Regions from separate parts of the Homo sapiens genome. Here region 2 is linked to region 1. Evidence: read pairs that join two places in POLR2A ChIA-PET (ENCODE). Cell type or tissue: Panc1. All regions are shown on one strand. Each heading gives the region's core, and the rest is flanking DNA. Links, peaks and the distances in the headings are about the cores only.

Region 1 (12,250 bases), core at 2,445-10,444:
TGTTGAGAGACAGCAGTACAATGACAGTCCAATAAGAAATCAAAACTACCACTAACATTTATGCAGTTAATATATGGACAGTTGAACCTGCCTCTGAAGACTTCAGCAGGTAAAAAGAACAAAAAGATTTTGTAGCCACTTCAGGGCTCTGAGCTAGCCACAGAAGAATCGTAGTAGATATAAAAATAATTTGCCAGGAAGACAATAAGTCATCAATAAATGTTAGCTTTAAAAAAATGGCATCTTTCGGGCTGGGTGCAGTGGCTCAGGCCTGTTATCCTAGCACTTTGGGAAGCTGAGACAGGAGGATCACATGAGCCCAGGAGTTAAAGACCAGCCTAGGCAATATTGTGAGACCCTTTCTCTACAATAAATTTAAAAAATTAGCCGGGTATGGTGGTGCATGCCTATAGTCCCAGCTACTTTGGGGGCTAAGGTAGGAGAATCGCTGAGCCCAGGTGGCTGAGGCTTCAGTGAGCTGTGATTGCATCACTGCACTCCAGTCTGGGTGACAAAGCGAGACCTTGTCTCAATTTAAAAAAAAATATATATATATATATAAAAAATGACATCTTTCAACGGACAAAAGATTAGTACCCCATGAGAAAATACCTTAAGCCCCAAATAATATTCAGTACCTGTTCATCTAGGCTTTATGAGGAGGCTGTGTTATGCCTCTCGGAATGGTTCTTAGAGTAACTATCTGGCACAGAGGCAGTAGAGTGGGAAGAGAAGAGCCTACTGGACAGACGCTTCACTCTGCACATTTCTTCCAGGTATTGAAGTCACATGGCCCAAGAAAGTGTGTTTGGATCTCATAGATGAGTGAGTTGCAGAAGTGGAATGCTGTAGAATCTTCTGTTACTATTTGTATTGAATGATACAGGAACAACTTACCTGTCTTCCTAAAGACCATCAGTTATCCAACCTCACTGAAGTGGAAACTAGGTTAAAACAAACACCTTTGGAAGATTACTGGTCTTGTCACTATGCCATGAAATGCTGGCCTCTGAAGCCTGTTTGAGAATCTAATACATAAACAAATAAATTCTTACAAGAAGAAACAAAGCTCTTAGTACTTAACCAAAAATGTCTCATCCCTTTTTATAATTTAAATTTCCTCAACAATTTTGTAAATGTAGCATTGGGGCCATAATGACGTTTTGGCATCATATTTGGTACAAGCAAATATCATGACGAGTTCATTTTTTAACTTCTTTTTTCCTAGTGCAGAAAAGTATATTTAAGTACAGTTCATTATAGCTGTACAACCAATTTGGCCTGACCACATATCTGATGATTTTTAGTAGGACCCCTTGCCAATGTATTGAGGTCGCATGTGGAAAAAAGTTATAACTTACGGGTCCTGTAAGGCATTCTCTTTCTACTTGGCAAATGTCCCTCTTCCCTCTTGAGATTAGGCAGTGGCAGTTCTACCTTGTGGGAAACACAGTTTCTTTTCTAAGTGGACTGCTCAAATTAGATAGGGAGAAAAGGGAAGAGATAAGGGCATTTCCCACATGATTGACATGGTTCATGTGTTCCGAGAGGCTTAAGTAGTTTTTTTACAGATAGATTTGGGGACTATACTAGTTGGGCAGTTTCATATGCTTTCACAATGATACATATTTTGGGAGTATTTGTGGTATTTTGATACCTCTATACAATGTAAATGATCAAATCAGAGTAATCCATCACTTCAAACATTTATCTTTTCTTTGTAAAATGAGTTTTTATCCCGGATAAACAATTTAGAATTTCATTCTTTTTTAAGTTTTCTTTCTTTCTCTTTTTTTTTTTTTTTTTTTCCTTGAGACAGAGTCTTGCTCTGTCGCCCAGGCTGGAGTGCAGTGGTGCCATCTCGGCTCACTGCAAGCTCCGCCTCCTGGGTTCACGCCATTCTCCTGCCTCAGCCTCCCGAGTAGCTGGGACTACAGACGCCCGCCACCACGCCCGGCTAATTTTTTTTGTATTTTTAGTAGAGACGGGGTTTCACCGTGTTAGCCAGGATGGTCTCGATCTCCTGACCTCGTGATCTGCCCTCCTTGGCCTCCCAAAGTGCTGCGATTACAGGTGTGAGCCACCGCGCCCGGCCTTTTTTTTTTTTTTTTAATAGAGACAGAGTCTTGCTATGTTGCTCAGGCTGGTCTCAAACTCCTGGCCTTAAGCAATCCCCCTGCCTCAGCCTTTTGTGTGTGTGTGTGTGTGTGTGTGTGTGTGTGTGTGTGTGTGTGTGTGTGTGTGTGTGTGTGTGTGTGATGGAGTCTCACTCTGTCGCCCAGGCTGGAGTGCAGTGGTGTGATCTCAGCTCACTGCAACCTCCACCTCCCAGGTTCAAGCAATTCTTAATGCCTCAGCCTACTGAGTAGCTGAGACTACAGGTGCGCACCACACCCAGCTACTTTTCATATTTTTAGTAGAGACAAGGTTTCACTGTGTTGGCCAGACTGCTCTCGAACTCCTGTCCCCAAGTGATCCACCCACCTTGCCCTCCCAAAGTGCTGGAATTACAGGCATGAGCCACCACACCTGACCTCAGCCTTATTTTTTAAGTTTTCGATTGGACTCTGAAATTTTTCAGAATACCAGATGCCATCATGTTTATTTAATCAATTAGCCATCAGCATAAAATGCATTTAAATCTGTTTGAAAATTTTTTTTTTTTTTGAGACAGATCTTGCTGCAATGCCCAGCCTGGAGTGCAATGGTGCGATCTCGGCTCACTGCAACCTCCCCTTTTCAGGTTCAAGCAATTCTCCTGCCCCAGCCTCCCAAGTAGCTGGGATTACAGGCATGCGCCACCATGCCTGGCTGATTTTTGTATTTTTTTAGTAGAGATGGGGTTTCACCGTATTGGCCAGGCTGGTCTCGAACTCCTGACCTTAAGTGATCTACCCGCCTCAGCCTCCCAAAGTGCTGGGATTACAGGCATGAGCCACCGTGCCCGGCTGAAATTGATTGTTTATTAAGAATAAGGATCTAAAAAGTCAGCATCCGCAGTCATAGTGGTTGTAGGAGTGAGCTAATAATATCTTTTTAAATTCTGTTTTACTATAAGGAATTTGACCTTCTCAATATGACCATTTATCACATTGCCCCCTTTCTTCGTGGTCATACTTTTTTCTGCCAGTTTTGTCAGTCAAAAGTAATTACCTAAGATAAGCAGCTCTTTCAGCCTTTGCAGCCCAGATGTGGCATTTGTGATGGCAGCTCTATACCCACAAACATGCGCGTGTGCACCAAAAGAATGGGAATAAATTGCACAAATCCAGTGAAAATCCCAAAGGTGATTTTTTTAAATCAATGTATTCATGAAAGAAGATAGAGAAAACCAAGCTTTTAAAAAATGAGGAATGAAATAGGGATATGTTACTTGGCATCATGGGGGTGTAGTAACAGAACCGTGATGAGACGGTTTCGTCATTGGCGCACAGAGTGTGCTTGCATTTAAAGTAATTTTACCTTTGAAGACTGCACCTGGAATCCTTTGTAAATTTTCCACAATGAGTATACTTTTTGTTGTTGTTGTTGTTTTGAGACAGAGTCTCACTCTGTCGCCCTGGCTGGAGTGCAGTGGTGTGATCTCTGCTCACTGCAGCCTCCGCTTCCCGGGTTCAAGCGATTCTCCGGCCTCAGCCTCCCACATAGCTGGGATTACAGGCGCACGCCACCATGCCCGACTAATTTTTGTATTTTTAGTAGAGACAGGGTTTCACCATGTTGGCCAGGCTGCTCTCAAAATCCTGACCTCACGTCATCTGCCCACCTTGGCCTCCCAAAGTGCTGAGTTTACAGGCATGATCCACCATGCCCGACCACAAGTATACATGTATGCCCAGAAATAAAATACAATATTTTTGAAAAGTTGGTATTGTTTGCAAAAAACTATCCAGCTCCCCCACTCTAAATTCTCTACTTGATTGAAACACTGTCTTCCTTCTGTGACTGGCTGTGTTGACATGCCTGTCATAGGTAGGAAATTCCAGCCCAGAACTGGTACCGTAAACCTGCTGATTAGGAGTCTCTTACAGAGCCCAGCAGCCTTCCACAGCAGAACTTTGGTGTTTATCGTTTATCCTTAGAGAGAGAGAGAGAATTTTAAAAACAAAAGTAATGCTAAATTGATTAATTTTCTCTGGTTTGTCTAGCCAGGCTCCAGCTTCTGTGTAATATACTGTATAGGCCTAAACTGAACTCTGATCTTTTTAGCAAGCTGAAGATTGTTTTAGCCACTAAGCCCTTGCTCTTTATTCTCTTTTAATTATTTCCTGGAAATAGTATTAGAAACAAAGGAAATGTGCTATATGTATTATGCAGCCATGAAAAACATAGTTTCGGTCATATATAATGTAGTGAACAGTACTGACAATATAATGTTAAATAGATAATGTATCAAGCAAAATGTGAGGTGTGATACTGTTAGAAGCTGATTTATATAAATTTATTAAAAGACTTGGCAGGAAAATTTCCAAAATGTTACAAATGATTACTTCTTTTTTATTTTTTTTTATTTTTTTGAGACAGTCTCGCTCTATCGCTCAGGCTGGAGTGCAGTGGTGTGATCTCGGCTCACTGCAAGCTCCACCTCCCGGGTTCACACCATTCTCCTGCCTCTGCCTCCCGAGTAGCTGGGACTACAGGCACCCGCCCAGTTAATTTTTTGTATTTTTAGTGGAAACGGGGTTTCACCATGTTAGCCAGGATGGTCTCGATCTCCTGATCTCATGATCTGCCCTCCTCAGCCTCCCAAAGTGCTGGTATTACAGGCGTGAGCCACCACACCCGGCCAAATAATTACTTCTTGATGGAAGTGTATGCAAAAGTCTTATTTCCTTTATATTTTTCTTTTTTCCCCCAATTTTTTGGAGTAAAATATATATTGTTTTCATAATAAAAACATAAAACTTTATTTCTTAAAAAAACTCTTGTTGAAAAAGAAATAAAGGAACGTGGCAGGAGCAGTCCTCTGAGGGGGTCCAAGGAGGAATCAGTGTTACTGTGGAAAGTAATACCAGGCCTTGCTTCTGTTGACTTGAAGATTATTGAGCTCCCAATTCATTAGTTAGGCCAGAGGTGTCCTGTTCATGAAAATTGCCAGGCCGGTGACATGCAACAGGTGCAGACCTGCTGTGTGAGCCCTGGGAACACACTGAGATCTGCCAGCGTTTTGGCGGTGCTTCGCAGTGCTCACAGCTGCTGTGTGTCAAGCAGGGGCTGCTCTAATGCTTCAGTGTTCTGTGATGGTGAGGTCTGGCCCCACTCTCTTCCTCAGCACTCCAGGCTTTGACCAGCTACCAAATACCTGGCCAGACTATTGTCACGAGAGCTGCCAAATGAAATCCTGGGGCAGGAGTCATCAGTCATTTAGTGTGCTTCCAGAAGGAATCAAAGGAGTAGCTGTTCAAGCAGGGGAAAGGAATGAGAAAAGAAAAAACGTAGAGCAAGTCTGTTACTTAAGAAAAACACAGAACCAATGTTACAACTAAGAATTTCAGAGTCCTTGGCTGTGAGTCAGGTGTTTGGTGTTATATAGGGATTTATCAGTCACTGGTTCAGAAGAATATCGGATAACCTCTGTGAAATAAATGAGAAGAGCATAAGCCAGGATGAGACAGAATTCGTAATGAGTTCCCTCATCACATCTCTTGGCCAAGAAAAACATGCACTTTCTCCAGAGGCAGAATTTTTCTTCCATTCTAGGAGGTGGAGGAACACTTGGAGTATATGTAGTCCAGGCTTTCAGATGAGCAGTTTCACTAGCAGTTTTTTGTAATCTACTCATAAATAAGTGAAAAGAGAAACTGTGAGGTAACTGGAGTCTTTCTGTATCAGGAATAGCATCTCTGTAAAAACAAGTTAGTCCTGTGCTTAATTCCTGCCTCGATACAGAGCTGTCCGTCTGGTGTGAATATATGAAGCCAGCGTTCTCTTCCTGTCTCCCAGAAGGGCGGCTGCGTGTGACAGCGTAAATGTGTGACAGTATGTGAAAATGTTTCTGTAATCCTGAAGATTTCAGTAGTGATTAGAAGAGCTTTAGTCTTTGGTCAATTTTCTTTGACTTGGAAAGCATAAAGAATATTTGAACCTCTCATTTCAGACTGACCTTGACTTTCCTCATTTTATTTTATTTTATTTTATTTTTTTGCCTTAGATCATCCAGCCCCTCTTAGAACTTGACCAAAATAGAAGTAAATTAAAGTTGTACATTGGACACCTGACAACCCTCTGCCATGACCGAGACCCCCTGATCCTCCGTGGACTCACTCCACCAGCTTCCTATAACTTGGACGATGACCAGGCGGCTTGGGAGAATGAGCTGCAGAAGATGACCCGGGGGCAGGTGAGCCTCTCACTCAAACTTTGAAAAGAGCCTGTGAAAATCCAGTTGCTGTGTAGGTTGATGCAGTGGGGGCTACCTTGGGGAATCCAGTTGCCGTGTAGTTGATGCAGTGGGGGCTACCTTGGGGAATCCCGTTGCTGTGTAGGTTCATGCAGTGGGAGCTACCTTGGGGAATTCCATGTTTAGATTCAAGATTTGGGGGGTGGGGAGGGGTTTCCAGATATAATTTTTAAACTGATTTTTAATTGATTTTTTACTGTTTTATTTTTTTAATTCACCAATTAAAAATGTATGTTTCTCATGTACAACATGTAATTTTGAAATATGTATACATTGTGGAATGGCTAAATAGAGCTAACATATACATTCCCTCACATACTTTCCATTTTTGTGTGTGTGTGGTGAAAACACTTTAAAATCTACTCTCAGCAATACATTATTATTAAGTATAGTCAGCATGTTGTACAGTAGATTTTTTTTTTTTTTTTTTTTTTTTTGAGATGAAGTCTTGCTCTGTTGCCCAGGCTGGAGTGCAATGGTATGATCTCAGCTCACTGCAACTTCCACCTCCCAGGTTCAAGCCATTCTCCTGCCTCAGCCTTCCGGGTAGCTGGGACTACAGGCGCGTGCCAACATGCCCGGCTAGTTTTTTGTGTTTTCAGTAGAGATGGGGTTTCACCAAGCTGGCGAGGCTGGTCTCGAACTCCTGACCTCAAGTGATCCTCCCACCTTGGCCTCCCAAGGTGCTGGGATTACAGGCGTGATTCACCGCGCCCGGCCAGTTGTACGCTAGATCTCCTGAAGGTAATCCTCCTGTCTAGTTGATATTTTGTAACTTTCAGCAACATCTTTCCAGCCCCTGGTAACCACCATTTTCCTCTTCGATTCAAGTTTCTTGGCAATGAATAGTCTTGAACAGATATTTGGAATTACCTTTTGAAGGAAGTACGATTCTTGGCTCAGTGTAACTTACTCAAGTATCCGAAAGGGCTGATTTATAAGGGAGAAGGCTAAGGACGATCTGTTAACATTGCCATCGGTTATTCCATGAAGCGGTAGCCACTGAAGGAAAGTCTGAGTAGTTTAGGTTAATCCCATGTCTTAGACCATTCAGGTAGCTAAAACAAAGTAACACAGACAGGGTGGCTTATAAGCAGCAGACATTTATTGCTTTCTGTTCTGGAGGCTGGAAGTCCCAGATCAGGGCCCCAGCATGGTTGGTTTCTGGTTCCTTGTGTCCTGTCGCATGCTGCTGACCTCATGACCTAATCACCTCCCAAAGGCCCACCTCCTAATACCATCACGTTGGGGGTTGGGATTTCACCATATGAATTGAGGGGAGGAGGGTAAACATTCCATCTATAGTACTCCCTAGACGACATTTTCTGTTTACTGTCACTTGTAAAAATCCAGTGATTCTCTTTTTTACATGTTGTGATTTTTAATGCAGTAAAAGACAGGGTAAGGCTAGCCTGGAGACAAAAAATCAGGAATAAAAGAAACAGAAGACAGGATGAGAACAGGCATACAGTACAGACATGGAAAGTGAAGGAAAGAAAAAGTGAATAAACATTGAGACATAGAAACAGAAAAAGAGAAAAATAGGTCAGTTTTTGAAATATTAACTTAAAGCTCCTTTTGCTCCTAGTTTACTGATAGAAGTCAGTGATATTCCTTACCCCCTATAGATTCAATCATACCAACAGAAGGCTAAAGAAAGGCACAGGTGGTGTAAACTTACTAAAACTCTTCATCAGAACTTTGAAGCTACTTACTATTTCTAGCTAAATACTTTCTATTTCTTAAATATTGTTTGTTTACTCGTGTGTGAAGGTAAATTGTATTTAATACAGAACTTCCTGTGGTGTGATATTAAAGATGACAGTGAAAACCCGCAAGTCAAGAAATGCAAACTGGTGAGCCTTAGAGCTGTACTTACTTTCCCGTGATGTGGATGTTGCCTAATAATACACGGACATATTTCACAGCCTAACTAGTTACCCATCATTTATTTGATGTGTGAAGACAAGGCCAACTTCTCAAATTTAGCGTGTTGACATAGGAATTTTAATCTCTTTCTTTCTTGAAAGAGGAAAAAAATGTAACGAACAGTATTAAATTCAGCGAGGTGCTGTGGCTCACACCTGTAGTCCCAGCTACTCAGGAGGCTGAGGCAGGAGGATTGCTTGAGCCCAGGAGTTCAAGGTTACAGTAAGCTATGATTGTGCCACTGTGCTCCAGCCTGGGTGGTGACAAAGTGAGACCCTGTCTCTAAAACGAAAAAAAAAAAAAGGACAGTATTAAATTCAATTCCTAATAGCTCTTTTTGATATTGATAACCATATACTAAAAATGTAATGGAAATAAATACATACACAACTACAGTGCAACCAAAAGCCCATTGGAAACAAGGCACATGGCTATTCATTTTAGAGACTTTTGCTTCAGAATTTTGCAGAAAAACGATGCTTCTTAAAAGCAGTGCTACTGGGCACAGTGGCTCCCACCTGTAATCCCGGCATTTTGGGAGGCTGAGGTGGGAGAATCCCTTGAGCCCAGGAGTTCAAAACCAGCCTGGGCAACATAGAGAGACCTCGTCTTTAAAAATAATTAAAATTATCCAGACATGGTGTCACACGCCTGTAGTCCCAGCTGCTCAGGTAGTTAAGGTGGGAGGATGGCTTGATCCCGGGCAGTCGTGGCTACAATGAGCTGAGATCGTGCCACTGTACTCCAGCCTGGGTGGCAGAGTGAGACCCCGTCTCAAAAACAAACAAACAGCAACAACAACAACAAAAAAAAAAAAACCCAGTGCTTATTAATGTATTAAAGTTTAACTGGCATTAAATTATTCCTTTGTAAAACAGTTTGTCTTTGTTTTGTTTTTGTTTTTGTTTTTGTTTTTGTTTTTGTTTTGGAGACAGAGTCTCGCTCTGTCACCCAGGCTGGAGTGCAGTGGCACGATCTCAGCTCACTGCAAGCTCCACCTCTCAGGTTCAAGCAATTCTCGTGCCTCAGCCTCCCGAACAGTTGGAACTACAGGCGCGCGCCACCGTGCCCAGCTGATTTTTTGTATTTTAGTAGAGATGGGGTTTCACCATGTTGCCCAGTCTGGTCTCGAACTCCTGAGCTCAGGCAGACGGCCTGCCTTGGCCTCCCAAAGTGCTAGGATTACAGGAATGAGTGACCATGCCTGCCCAGCTTGTCTTTGAAATGGAAAAGATATTTTTGCTCAGTCCTGTATTTTCAATATGCCTAGATGGACTTAACTCAGTCTTACCAAGGGGAAAAAAAAATCTTCAGAGTGATACCAAGATAGAAAATTTCAAACTGATTTTTCAGCAAGTTTTGAGTGAATGAAACCTGATTAATAGACTTCCCATTGCAGATTGTGTTACAGTCAAGCTACTGCACTCATCCAAACAATTGTGCTCACACACATGACTTCCGTTAATATTGTCATGTTTCCCTTTAATTGAGAATGTACTTCAGTTACTGAAGTTACTGTTTGAGGTGTGTGAAATTGTATTCTCCCCAACAGTCCCTGCGAAACGAGAGACCTGGGTCATCTACAGAGGAATACAGTAACTAACAACCCCTACTATAAGCTTCTTCATAGCTTCTAAAGGTTGGTGGAGAAACCAACCCATTTCGTGCTTCCTTACCCCAAGTAAGAATTTAAGGAAGTAATGTAGGCTGTCTAACAATACAAAATGACTTGCCTATGAAAGTATTGTGATCAGAGTTTGACTTCAGCTTTAACGGCCAAGAAACAGAAGATGTGAGTCACTGCCAAATATGCATATTGGTTTATTTTGTGTGCGTGTTTTGTTTATAGTTTTGTAGTTTTGTTTTTGTGATGCAGAGCCTTCTGCTCCTGACATTTGCATTTTTCACCTCATATCTCCAATGCATTTCACTGCCACCATGCTGCCACCAACACCACCGCCATGAGGACAGGACAAGAACTTTGTCTTTTTCAATGCTAGGGCAGTGCAGAAGGGAAATGCAGGGTCAGAGCCCCTACACAGTCCCCACTGGGGCACTGCCTAGTGGAGCTCTGAGAAGAAGGCCACCATCCTCCAGACCCCAGAACAGTAGATCCACCGCTGGTTTGCACCTTGCGCCGGGAAAAGCTGTAGGCACTCAGTTGTCAGCCCATGAAAGCAGCTGGAAGGGGCCTGTGCCCTGCAGAGCCACAGGGGCAGAGCTGCCCACGGCCCTGAGAGCCCACCTCTTGCATCAGCGTGACCTGGATGTGAGACGTGGAGTTAAAGGAGATCATTCTGGAACTTTAAGGTTTAATGACTGCCCTATTGGATTTCAGACTTGCCTGGGGCCTGTAGTCTCTTCGTTTTGGCCAATTTCTCCCATTTGGAGTAGGTGTATTTACCCAATGCCTGTACCCTCATTGTATCTAGGAAGTAACTAACTTGCTTTTGATTTTACAGGCTTATAGGCAGAAGGGACTTGCCTCGCCTTATATGAGACTTTGGACTTGGACTTTTGGGTTAATGCTGGGGGCCTGTTGGGAAGGCATGATTGTGTTTTGAAATGTGAGGACATGAGATTTGGGAGGGGCCGGGGCAGAATGGTATGGTTTGGCTGTGTCCCCACCCAAATCTCATCTTAAATTGTAGTTCCCATCATCCCCACGTGTCATGGGAGGCACCCAGTGGGAGGTAATAGAATCATGGAGGTTGTTACCCACCATGCTGTTCTCATGATAGTGGGTGGCTTCTCATGAGATTTGATGGCTTTATAAGGGTCCTTTCCGCCTTTGCCTGGCACTTCTGTCTCCTGCCACCATGATTGTAAGTTTCCTGAGGCCTCCCCAGCCATGCAGAAGTGTGAGTCAATTAAACCTCTTTAATAATTACCCAGTCTCGGGTATTTCTTCATAGCAGCGTGAGAATGGGCTGACACACTATGTCTTTCTATTTAAGGTGGGTTTCTTGTAGAGAACATATATCAAATCAGTAATTGTCTTCTGATTGAAGTGTTTAGAATATTTGCACCTGATATAATTATTGACACAGTAAAGTTAAACCTATCATCTTTATATTTATTTGTTTCATCTATTTTTTTCCTCTGTTTTTGTTTTCTTTTAAAGTAATTTTTTTTTGTTATTTTATTTTATTTCCACTAGTGGCTTAAAGCTCAACTCCCCACCCCTTTTAAGTGATTACTCTGTGGTTTACAGTGTACAGTTTTACCTTATCATAGTCAAATTTTGAAAATATAGTATACCACTTCAGGTATAGTATTGGAATCTGCCAATAGTATACTTCTATTTCCTTTGTCTCAAACTTTATGCTATCATTGGCATACATTTTATTCCTCCATATATTATAAAAGCCATAGTACATTGTTACTGTTTTTGCTTTAAATCAGTTATCTTTTTTTATTGTTTATTGTGCTAAAACATACACAACATAAATTTTACCATCTTAAAAATTTTTACGTGCACAGTTCAGTGTTATATTCATAACGTAAACTATCACCACCATCTATCTCTGTAGCTCTTTTCATCTTGCAGAACTGAAACGCCATACCTGTTAAACAGTAACTCCCCATTCTCCCTTGCCCCATATTCCATCTGCCTTCTGATTTTACTCCTGTAAGGGTTTCGTATAAATGGAATCAGGCAGTATTTGTCGTTTTGTGACTGACGTATTTCATGTAGCAAGGTTCGTCTGTGTTGCACCTTGTTTAAGGAAATGCTGTGTCAGAATTTCGTTCCTTTTTAAGGCTACTGTTTTATATACCACATTTTCCTTATTCATTCCTCCATTGATGAACACTCGGGTTGCTTCCACATTTTAGCTCTCATGAATAGTGCTACCGTGAACACGGGTGTATAAATACCTTTTCGAGACTGTGCTTTCCGTTCTTTTGGTATAAAATCAA
Region 2 (12,250 bases), core at 2,011-10,010, 140 kb before region 1:
CAAAAATGAATTAATTAAACTCACTACCTGAACAAAATACAGAAAAAAATCATTTAGTCACCTGAGAACATTCAGAAAGGCTTTTAATAAAAGGCAACACCCATTTATGATAAAATATCTTAGCTGACTAGAGATAGAAGGTAATTCAGCTTAGTAAAGAGCATCATGAAAAATTTACAGCTGACATCATACCTAATGATGTAAGCTGAACCCTGAGATTGCAAAAGAGATAACAATGTCTATATCCCCCTATTCAATACTATATTGGAGATCCTAGTAATGCAAGAAAAGAAGGAGGGAAAAAGCATAAAATTCAAAAGAAAATTCTAAAACGTATGTATTCATAAACATGGTTGTTTAGGGCATTTTAGGCATAGTTTGGGGATACTGCAAGTTTTGTTCCAGACTACTGAAATAAAGTGCATATTGTAATAAGGCGAGTCACGCAAATTTATTGGTTTCCCAGTGCTTATAAAAGTTATATGTAAGCAGGGTGGAATGGGTCACGCCTGTAATCCCAGCACTTTGGGGCCATGGAAGGTGGATTGCTTGAGCCCAGGAGTTCAGGACCAGCCTGGGCAACATAGAACCTGTCGCTACAAAAAAAGAAAATAAATAGCGGGGCATGGTGGCACACACCAGTGGTCCCAGCTACTCGGGAGGCTGAGGCAGGAGGATTGCTTGAGCCCAGAAAGTCAAGGCTGCAGTGAGCTGTAATCGCATCACTGCACTCCAGCCTGGGTGATAAAGTGAGATCTTGTCTCGAAAAGAAAAAGTTATATGTACACTATGCTATAGTCTGTTAAATGTGCAGTAGCGTTGTGTCTTAAAAAATGTGCATACTTTAAAAATGCTTTATTTAAAAAAAATTCTCCTGATCATCTTGAGCCTTCAGGGAGTCATGATCTTTTTGCTGGTGGAGGGTCCTGCCTCTATCTTGATGGCTGCTGACTGAGCAGAGTGGTGGTTGCTGAAGGTTCGGGTAGCTGTAGCAATTTCTTAAAATAAGACAGTAATAAAGTTGCCACATCAATGGACTCTTCCTTTCACAAAAGATTTTTCTGAAGCATGGGATGCTGTTTGATAAGCATTTTACCCACAGTAGAACTTCTTTCAAAATTGGAGTCAATCCTCTCAATCTTGATGCTGCTTTACCGGCCGGGCGCCGTGGCTCACGCCTGTAATCCCAGCACTTTGGGAGGCCGAGGCAGGCGGATCACAAGGTCAGGAGATCGAGACCATCCTGGCTAACATGGTGAAACCCCGTCTCTACTAAAAATACAAAAAAAAATTAGCTGGGTGTGGCGGCGTGCACCTGTAGTCCCAGCTGCTGGGGAGACTGAGGCAGGAGAATGGCATGAACCCAGGAGGCGGAGCGTGCAGTGAGCTGAGATCTCGCCACTGCACTCCAGCCTGCATGACAGAGCAAGAGTCCATCTCAAAAAAAAAAATAAATAAATAAAAATAATTCTATCGGCCAGGCGTGGTGGCTCACGTCTGTAATCCCAGCACTTTGGGAGGCCAAGGCGGGGCATCACCTGAGGTCGGGAGTTTGAGACCAGCCTGACCAACATGGAGAAACCTTGTCTCTACTAAAAATACAAAATTAGCTGGGTGTGGTGGCGCATGCCTGTAATCCCAGCTACTCAAGAGGCTGAGGCAGGAGAATTGCTGGAACCCGGGGGCAGAGGTTATGGTGAGCCAAGATCACGCCATTGCACTCCAGCCTGGGCAACAAGAGCAAAACTCCATCTCAGAAAAAAAAAAAAAAAGAATTCCATTAGCTATATCCAAGGTTTGATATATATCTAGATTTTTTTTTCTCATGTATGATGAAGTCTCTGGATTCCTGAGTGTTTCTTTTTAACCTATTTAGGGTGTGGTGGTTTCATTTCATAAAATTGGGAGTTGGGAGAGAGGTATTTGTTGTGGAGTTCACAGTATTATTGTATTGTGGTGAAAAAACATAGTCTATAAAAGGAAAACACAGGAGGTGTAAATACCACTACAGTCAAGATTTTAAAACTATCCACTGACCAGATGTACTGGCATTGAACTGTTGATTTTTGTCCTCAGGCTGGTGTCAAGTGATGCCATCCTTTTGAGTGTTCCTAGGTCTCTTCCTTAGATATATGAAAATGTTTCTCAGAAGTCCTGATATCCAGCCTCCCCCAACAGTAGACTTTTACTCACATCTGTTAGGCTAGACAGAGTCCCGTGCCAAGTCATTGAGGAGGGAAAGTGGGATTATCGTTCTTGGCCTAATCTAATCAGCACCTACCTCTGAGGTTTAGAGATAGTCTTTAAGGCACTCTGCGAAGGCAAGATACATGAAAAACAGTTGGAAGCACAACTGGTTAAGCAGCCAAAAGAGTCTTCGGTTGTCTCTGAGTTGCTATCTTTCAATATGCCTGGGTGTCAGCCAATTTATTGGAAGGGAGAAAGAATATTGGTTGATCTGGAGAGTCTGATAATTGGCATTCTGTTAGGAGAACCTCTGTTATGCTTATTTAAAGGCCCTTTAACACAGTTCTATTATTTCGAGTTTTTACAATGTGAAGTCTTCTGTTTGTTGTAACTCTTTTTTTTTTTTTTTTTTTTTTTTTTTTGAGACGGAGTCTCGCTCTGCTGCCCGGGCTGGAGTACAGTGGCGTGATCTCGGCTCACTGCAAGCTCCGCCTCCCGGGTTGACGCCATTCTCCTACCTCAGCCTCCCGAGTAGCTGGGACTACAGGCGCCCGCCCCCACGCCCGGCTAATTTTTTGTATTTTTAGTAGAGACGGGTTTCACCGTGTTGGCCAGGATGGTCTCGATCTCCGGATCCACCCACCTTGGCCTCCCAAAGTGCTGGGATTACAGGCGTGAGCCACTGCTCCCGGCCTGTTTGTTGTAACTCTTAAACGAGGACTTGTTTTCTAATCTTTGGTAGCTGTGCTTCTGTGGAGCTACTTTCCTTGGGAGTCCTGTTCCTTCAGAGCAGCGTCCAGGTTCTCTCTCTGGGGACTTAGTACACTCACTCTTTCTGGACCAGTTTTTATGTTAATTTCTGTGCTTGGGATTCTGTGTGTCTCTCATGCATCAGTGATTTCTAATGAGTAATTCTTTTCCTACCCATAGCCTAAGAGTCTTTGTTGCTTCATTGGGCTAGTAAGTAAAGTTTTTCTAAAGGTCTCTATTTTTACAGGGATAGTCAACCTTTGTGACTTTCTTTAACTTTATGCAGAAAGGTTAGTTCCATCTCCTCCTGAGCCCCAGTCCTGGGATCTCCTCCCTAAGGCTTATAACCCAGTTTTTAACCTACCGCTCCCTCGCCCCACCCCCGTAAGTTATTTCCACTTAAACTCATCAGCTATAACTGAATTCTTTGTTATTAGCACTTCTCCTGCTTTGGCTAAAGCTCAATACCTAATTATTATTTTCTTTTTATGCACTATTTTTATGAGTTTGGAGCAAGAGGGGAGGGTCATGTTGGGTTCCTTCACAATATTTATCACAAGTACAAGTTCCAATTTAAGCTAATTTATTTTCAGTCTGTTAGGATTTTTTTCTCCTTCTCTCCTAATTTTTGTCAACTGTTATTTTTGTAATCATTCTTTTTCTTCCTGAAGTCTTCAAAATCCATCAGATGGATTTGATTGTTGCTTTTTAGATATATATCTGTTGCAAAGTTTTTGCCATTGCTTATGGGATGGGATGAATTACAGCTCTCTTAAACAACAGTTTTCTGTGGAAAGGCAGCAGAAGGCAATGATGAAAGATGTACTTCCTGCTCTTCATCTCTATTTCTGAAATCTTATTTTGTTTCCTGAGTTTCTGTAAGAGTTACTTCTGCTTAAAACTTCTGCCTTTACCCAAACTTTATGGTGTCTTCTGGAATAGTTTATTTTTCCAGTATACTTTAAAGAAAAAAAAACCTTCGGTTCTCAGCCTGCTCATGACATCCAGCTCCTGTTGCTTTGGCTCAGAGTTCCATTCTACCTCATGATAAACACCTTCGTATCTCATTATATCTTAAATTCTCTAAGCTCTAGGAGCAGACTTACAGAGGGAGCATACTGTACTATTTAAATGAGCCATGACAGGCCTGGGAGTGGAACTTACTGCTGGGAAGTAGACCAGGTGGTATTAAAGGGGCTTGTTCCATGTGGCAATTGCTCCACCCGTTAATACTGAAGTAGAAAATTGGAGGAGTAAACCACGTTCAGTTGCTAATTTCCTGTGGAGATAAGACAGACACACTGTGCTTGTGTATTTCCATCTCTCCATGTAAAACTGTATTGGAAAACATTTCTTTTTATTTCTAGGTCTGATTTTTTTGTTGTAGTTTTATTTTATTGGCAGAGTTCATGTAGCTAAACCCCTCAGTGCTTCAATTTAAGACATCGGGAGATGAATGAAATTGTTATGTTATTAAGTAGATGCTGCAGCTCTGCTTGCTAGGGATGAAATCCTATTTTATGAAATAATATAGTGTGAAGCTGTCAGTAATTTCCAATTGTAGAAGAGGCCTAATCAGAAAGTTGGGTTTTTTTTGTTTTTTGTTTTTTGTTTTTTTTAGACAGGCCCAGACAGTTTTTTGACCAGACATCTATACATGTTTCAGTGAGTTAATTACTCATTTTATTGTAATTTCATCTGTTAGAAAGTACCCAAATAATTGCAAAGTTTATGTATATAAACTTTTATGGATATATCACAGGCAAACAATAGGTGATCTTTGGCATGGTTGTAGTTGGGAGGTTTCAGATGGAGATACTGTGGGCACATGCCCTCTTCTTCCCAGCTGGCATCCTGGGAAGTGCTGACGGGCTCCGGAGCAAGTGAGGCCCTAGAGACTGTTTATGACACGTCAGTGTTCATTTGTGTCTCATCTCTTTGATCGCTAAGAAGATACCTGTTTTACTAAAGCTCAGCTGTTGTCAGTTTCTTTGGATTGATTGTCTTAAAGGGAAAGATAAATCAACTTTGTTTTTTTCCTGAAGATAGCTAATCAGGTCATTTAATTTTGGACCAATAAGTAAAAGAATAACTGAGTTTAATGAGTATTGCGTAAAATAAGTTCTTGGTGATTTGACCCTGGGTTGACTTGGCATGAATTTTCTTTCTTTTCAACTCCCTGCTGCCCACTTTGTGGTGTTGTATGAATAATGAGTCCACAGGCCCTGTAAACATGTTAGGTGAGGTGTTTGTTGTTTATTAGTAGTTGGGATTAAATAGAAGTTGCACACTGAAATTGAGTGAAGTGACTTTTCTGCAGTTAACTTGGATGTCATTGGTTTGAAGGAGTTTTTCTGTTGCAGCTGCTTGTCCTACTACTTTTAGCTGTGGGTGCATCCTTTCTGCGTCCTGCTAAAAATTATATTCTTGTTTTCACTTTTAAAACCTAAGACGGTTCCAGAGCTGTGTTTGGTTTTTGCTTTAAACTAATGCCCGAGCGCCCCTTTAGTTAGTCACCAATCACTGTTTAGGTAAGTTGATGATTCCTTTTTGCTACCCAAGATTTTTTTATTTAAAATTGAGCATTTTTAACTTGCTTTTTAGGTCAGAGGATCAATGTCCTCTGTGGTATTCCTCCTCCATCTAAGCTTCTTAAAGCAGTATTATAAATAGAGGCTTTCAACCTAAAAAGTACTGTGTATTTCATTGACTAGAACTGAACTGAACTGTAGGCTAATAAAAAGTACCAAATGAAAATATTATGGTATCTCATTGCACTCCATTGTAGATGTAATGTAGTGTGACCAGCAGTAGCTTTGATTCATTGTAAATCCCATCTGAATACTGACAACAGTTCAAAACATCAGGAGATAAACCTCAAAGGTCACATTTGTGTGAATGGTCATTGTGCATATAAGACATCATTTTATTATTTGAAAACTAGTAGTGTAGCTCTTAAGACAGGGCAGTGTCCTAACCTCTGACAGGGATAGAGGCGAGAGGAGAATCAGTGGGCTGCCAAACAGTCATGTGTTCATAGGTGAGGTTCTGTTTCTTCTTTAGCTGTTACTATTGTTATTATTATTATTATTATTATTTGCATGAATGGTAGCAGTTACTTCACAGGCAAATTTCCTATGAATCCCAGAGTATTGCAACAGATTAGCAGCAAATAAAGACCTGAGATAAAGAAAAAAAAAATGCTTTTATTCAGTTATATTAAAATTAGGACATTTCAATAAAAAACTAAAGCAGCTTATGTTGTTCTGCATGCATAAATTGAAAGAATACTTGAAAATTCTTCAAACTTGATGGTAGACATTATCTTACAGCTTTCTTAAAGGAAGTCAGTTTCTTGGCAGTAGGACAGAGGTTCCCAACATTACTTGGTTCTAGCACAATCACTAAATTTTTCGTGACTTTTAGACCAAAATAAATACTTAACAGTTCCTAACAGTTTGTTGTGTTCCAACAGTTTGTAATCATGTCAAAAAATAATAGACATATTAGTAATAATAAATTGAAAGAAAATATTTTAATTTCTTATTACTTACTCATCAAATGTGTGATTGTTGGGCATGGCACAGTTTTTTAAACCTTGGAATCAGATTGGCCACTGCCAACTTCATTTCTTGTTCCACGCTAATTTCTGTGCAGAACTGTGCTGTGCTTTTAGTCACAGTGCTGCGGTCTGAATGGTTATGTCCCCCCAAAATTCATGTGTTGAGATTCTGACCCCAAGGTGATCATATTAGGAGGTGTGGAGCCTTTGGGAGTGATTAGGTCTTGAAGGTGGAGTTCTTATGAATGGGATTCGTGTCCTTGTAGGAGAGACCCCAGAGAACTCATTTGCCCCTTCCACTGTGTGAGAAAAGCTGTGAGTAGATGCCATCTGTGAACCAGAAAGCGGACTGTCACCAGATACTGAATCTTACAGCACTTTGATTTTAGGCTTTCCAGCCTCTGGAACTGTGAGAAGTAATTTTTTGTTGTTTATAAGCTACCTAGTTTATGATATTTTGTTACAGCGGCTTGAATAGACTAAGATACACCGCAACCATCAAAAACTCAATTTCGAAGAGATGGAATATCATGAACAATAATTTTGCATGATGTCGTATTGAACTGTGAAATACCACAAGCTAGTAATTTGCACACTGTCTGACAGCACTGTGTTTCTCAAAATTTAAAATGCTCTGCAGTACCCCTGTGAGTTCCCTGGGGTGCTGCAGTGCACAATTTGGGAACTGTGGTAGTATTGTAGATAGTAAGATTATCTAATAATAAGTATTGATGACATCTTAGTTTAGGAATAATTATTAGTATGTCAGACTATAGGGGAAGTGAGTAAATCATATACTAGGTTGTTATCAGAATGATTATGAATTTCTTCACCCACCTGTGGAGAGACAGCATGGCCTATTTTTTTACTCTGACCCCAATAAGAAAAGTATTCTGTACCTTCCCCCTTCTCTCTCCCTTTTTGTCTCTTCGTTATCTCTCACTCTTGCTCTAACAGACACACACATAGTGAAATAAGTATTTAACAAAACAGTATTCTCATTATGTGCACTCTGACTTTTTTTTTTTTTTTTTTTAATGTCTCCTTAAGACCTACTGAACTGACGGAAACTAGTTAAGGTCACAGACTCGAGAGACTGACGACTTTAAAATGGCCTTCACCATTTCCTGTCTGTGTGACTGTAAGCAAGTTATGTAACCTCTCAGTTACTCAGTTTCCTCGTCTATAGAGTGGTAATTTGTAATAGTACCTAGTGCTGAGGGGATTTGTTTTCTTTTGTTTTGTTTTGTTTTGTTTTGTTTTGTTTTGAGACAGAGTCTCGTGCTGTCGCCCAGGCTGGAATGCAATGGTGCGATCTTGGCTCGCTGCAAGCTCTGCCTCCCGGGTTCACGCCATTCTCCTGCCTCAGACTCCTGAGTAGCTGGGACTACAGGCACCCGCCACCATGCCTGGCTAATTTTTTGTATTTTTAATAGAGAAGGGGTTTCACCGTGTTAGTGCTGAGGGGATTTTAAGGAAGTTAATACATGTAAAACACTTTAAACAGTTCTTTTTTATTTTATTTTATTTTATTTTATTTTATTTTGAGGAACAGTTTTGCTCTAATCTCCCAGACTGGAGTGCAATGGGACGATCTCGGCTCACTGCAACCTCTGCCTCTTCCTCAGCCTCCCAAGTAGCTGGGAATACAGGTGCGCGCCAACAGGCCCATCTAATTTTTTTGTATTTTTAGTAGAGATGGTGTTTTACCATGTTGGCCAGGCTCGTCTCGAACTCCTGACCTCAGGTGATCTGCCTGCCTTGGCCTCCCAAAGTGCTGGAATTACAGGCAGGAGCCACACCGCGCCTGGCCATTTAAACAGTTCTTGATCAGTAATTACTGCTTTATTACTAGAATCTCAATGAATAATCAGAGGCTAAAACATTTGGGAAATTAGGGAGATGCAGTAGTTCTGTGCTCTAAAGGGTACTGCATACAGTCAAAAGGCTTTTCTGAATTTCTGCTCTTGGGCAGATAGATTGTGTATCCCTTGCCAAAGATTTTCCGTATTTATCCTCTTGAATCTGGATCCAGTTGAGTAGTAAACGGGAGTCAAAATAAGGGAGATGAAAATACTATCGTCATTACTGACAAAGCTGATTAGAGAACATGACTTTATATTTGCAGCCAAGTAGCTTCACTAGTATATCACTCCTGCCACCAGCACAGCTGCATAACTGCAGGCTTCTTACTGCGTGGCAGAGAGTAGAACAGGATGGACCTTCTGCATAAGCAGCCAGGTCTGAAGAGGGGAGAGCAGAAGGGGCTGAACTGAGTGTGTTCACCTCTTTCTTCAAAATCTGCCAATGATATAACTCACAAGGGAGGGAGACAAGAAACATAGGCACAGAAATGTGAAGAATGAGAATATCACCTTAACAAAGGAAACATTTTATAAGGATACAGGAGGTCCATAATCAAGTTCATGTTTTGTAACTTTTAGTAGTTAGGTATCCTTTCTGGCACAAACTTTAAAAACAGATACACCAGGGTTTGAATTCTGCCTGTGTCACTTAATTGCACTGGCTTAGGCATCCTAGAATTTCTAAGAGCCGTAAAACAGACAAAACTACTTGGCAAGAAAAATTGACCACTGACTTCTCTCCCCTGTTCTGTTGATACAACATTAAATTTATCAATGTTTGTTTTTGTCAAACTTCAGTAGTGTTAGAGGTATGAGATCAGCCTTAGTTGATTAGAGGTATGAGATCAGCCTTAGTTGATTAGTAAAAAGGATTTTATATGCCTAAGATAGCAAGAGAGATATGCCTTTGATCTTTCTTATTTATAGGAAAATAATTTATTAACCTAATTTTTATTGTCACTTCTAACCTAAATACATAGTTGTCCTATTAATGGGGACCTTTTTTTCCCGTGAGCATCTGAAACAGTCTTTTTTTTCTATGTATGTGAAGTGGTAATAGTTTTTCTCGTGTATCAGGCAACTACCAACTTATTTTAGACCAGAAATTCTTGGAAATGGTACCGATCCAGTTGGCATAAAATGTGCAAGCACTATTCTATTGATTCCTCAAAAAGATGCAATTGCTTTACTCATAGAGTTATCAGTTATTTTTCTGGCTATTTCACTTGAAGTAGCCATGCTTTGTCTTTTTTTCTATGGAGATACGTGGCCAAAACTAAGTCTTTTCACCAGCTGGATGATAGGAAATTTGATAAAATTTGAGCAGTATAAAAACTTTCCCATTGACTTTATATGATTGAATTTCCACTATGTAAAATTAAACTAATTATTTCTTATGCTACCCAATATATAGTTTATTATTTGAAAACTATGTCCCCATTTTTCCTCAAGAACATGATTTTGTCTTTTGCATCTCAGTGCAGGGGTTGGACAGCATAATTTCTTCTCCTAGAAACACATTTTCTGCTGCTTGTAGCTACTATTTCTATTTTTTCATCAACAGCTACAGGAGTAAGTGGAGTTCCTGACATCTCTGTGTAATCAGTGGTATGATCACATACCCCATATTGACTTTTTCTTTTGAAGTTTATGCTGCTGTCTCTTCAGTACCTTGAGCTTGACCTCTAGCTTTAAGCAGTAAAGGTATCAAAGAAAATCAGTTGCCAGAGTCAGTCTGTTTGCTTGTGTCCTCCTAACCCACTGATGGCACCTCTGACTCCTTGACATTGTATTATTTGTTTCTCAGAGAAGTAAAGCAATTTTTTTTTTCCTCTGTCACCCAGGCTGGAATGCAGTGGCGGGATCTCGGCTCACTGCAACCACCTCCCGGGTTTGAGTGATTCTCATGCCTCAGTTTCCCGAGTAGTTGGGATTATAGGTGCCTGCCACCATGCCTGACTAATTTGTGTATTTTTAGTAGAGACGAGGTTTCACCATGTGGGTCAGGCTCGTCTCAAACTCCTGACCTCAAGTGATCTGCCCAGTTTGCCCTCCCAAAGTGCTGGTATCACAGGCGTGAACCACCACACCCGGCCAAAGCAGTTTTTTTTACATATAGACATTTAATATATTGACTTTGGTTGATTCTTACCTCACTTCCAAGATAATTGTTTCTGTTAAATTACATGTATTTTTAGGCTTGAGTCATCCACTATATTTATGAGTTGGTCATTTCTTTCATGAGTTGAGCTTGTTTTTAAAAGTTCTACTTTTAAAGTCCCCTTCTGTCTCTCCTGCAGCCACTTTCACTGTAACATTTATCATGTTATTCCTGGCAGCCAGTCTTCTTAACTCTCCATCATTACTTTTGGCAGGTTACAGCAGTATCACTTAGGGTTCTCTTAGTTCATTTTTAATGAACATCCAAAAGATGCTCCTATTGCAATAAAACCATAAGAAAAGATTAATAGAATAAGGGTTTATTCTATTAATAGGCAATTTGGGGCTGCTACAGTGGCTCCATGATACCAATGGTTCTGGGCTCTTTCTTTTCCGCTATCCTTAGTATATGGCCTTCTTCCTCCTGCTTGCAAAATGGTGGCATACAGAAGCCTTTCCTACATATTCCAGAATATGAAGAAAGACAAGGGGGAAAAGGGACGTGCCAACTGGTTAAACAACAATCACCATATCAAAGACCCACCCACTAGATTTCTTCTTCTTACTGGCCAGAACTTTGTAGCGTGCCCACCCTCTATACACAACAGGCTGCAAAGGAGGCTGGAATATCACGTTTTAGTTGGGCAGTGACTATCCAGTGCAAAATCCAGATTCCGTTAGTAAAGGATGTTGATGGAGTGGATGGATATTAAACAGAGATTCAACTTTCCTGTTCAGAAACGTGTTATAACTCCATATATTGCTTTAATTCTATCTATCCTAGATAGACTTACAAGGCTAGAATAAGACCTTTAGAGGCACTAACCAACCACCAAAAAGAGGCTAATCACCTCCCATATGTAAATCAAATTGTACAAAAAATTGAAAAAAATACATGTAAAGACCGAAAACATTTTGATTTATCCTATGACGTTTCAGTATTTTTCTGGAAGTATTAAATATTCTAAAATTTTTTTTTTTGCCCGGGTACGGTGGCTCATGCCTGTAATCCCAACACTTTGGAGGCCAAGCTGGGCGGATCCCCTGAGGTCGGGAGTTCGAGACCAGCCTGGCCAACATGGTGAAACCCTGTCTCTACTATAATACAAAAATCAGCCGGGCATGGTGGTAGGTGCCTATAATCCCAGCTACTCGGGAGGCTGAGGCAGGAGAATTGCTTGAACCTGGAAGGCGGAGTTTGCTGTGAGCCCAGATCACACCATTGCACTTCAGCCTGGGCAACAGAGTGAGACTCTGTCTAAAAACATAATAATAATAAATTAAATTAAATTAAAGTGTGTGGTAGTGATAATGGGCTGGAGGGTATGGTGAGTCTATGTTGCTGACATGCTAACCCACATCCTGTCTACTTCATCAGTATTTCCTATTGTATTAGAAAGATGAGAAGGTTCCTTAAATTTTTAACTCCATAGAGGTGATTCATTTACTATAAAGCCTTAAGAAAAATACTTACCCTATCTGGGCCTCTGTTTCTCCATCCATGAAATGAGAACATTGATCATAATAGAAAAGTAGGCAAAGAATATAATCAAGCAATTCACAAAACTATACACGCAGATGACTAATAAAATTATAAGAAAATATTAAGCCTCACTTATGACAAAAGAAGATTAAATTTAAATAAAAAGTTCCTTTCTAAAAATGTAACATAGTAGCAGAGATGTAATACCCAGTGGCAATAAGAATATAAAGAAACAAGTATTTG

The links. Peaks named below come from ENCODE experiments on the same cell type or tissue, not always from the same donor. Only the 100,000 strongest peaks of a DNase experiment are listed, where the experiment ranks them.
Region 2: POLR2A ChIA-PET joins it to region 1 with 16 read pairs; 3 of 35 experiments call an interaction of 5 or more read pairs at or near these places.

The regions. Positions count from the first base shown.
Region 1 is chr12:1,438,411-1,450,660 of GRCh38, forward strand. ERC1 (ELKS/RAB6-interacting/CAST family member 1) reads left to right here. Exons shown (of 19, transcript NM_178040.4): 18 at 6,152-6,340. It overlaps LOC124902856 (a long non-coding RNA gene), which reads left to right and starts at 6,793. Exons shown (of 2, transcript XR_007063156.1): 1 at 6,793-8,256; 2 at 9,882-12,250. RefSeq lists enhancers at 3,681-4,180, 7,320-7,821. In Panc1, for the core only: no CTCF peak of the experiment used is centred there; no DNase peak of the experiment used is centred there.
Region 2 is chr12:1,302,199-1,314,448 of GRCh38, forward strand. All of the region lies in intron 15 of ERC1 (ELKS/RAB6-interacting/CAST family member 1), which reads left to right. Among named protein-coding and RNA genes, the nearest start is that of LINC00942, 190 kb to the right of the region's middle. RefSeq lists an enhancer at 1,373-1,915. In Panc1, for the core only: no CTCF peak of the experiment used is centred there; no DNase peak of the experiment used is centred there; H3K27ac peaks cover 758 bases.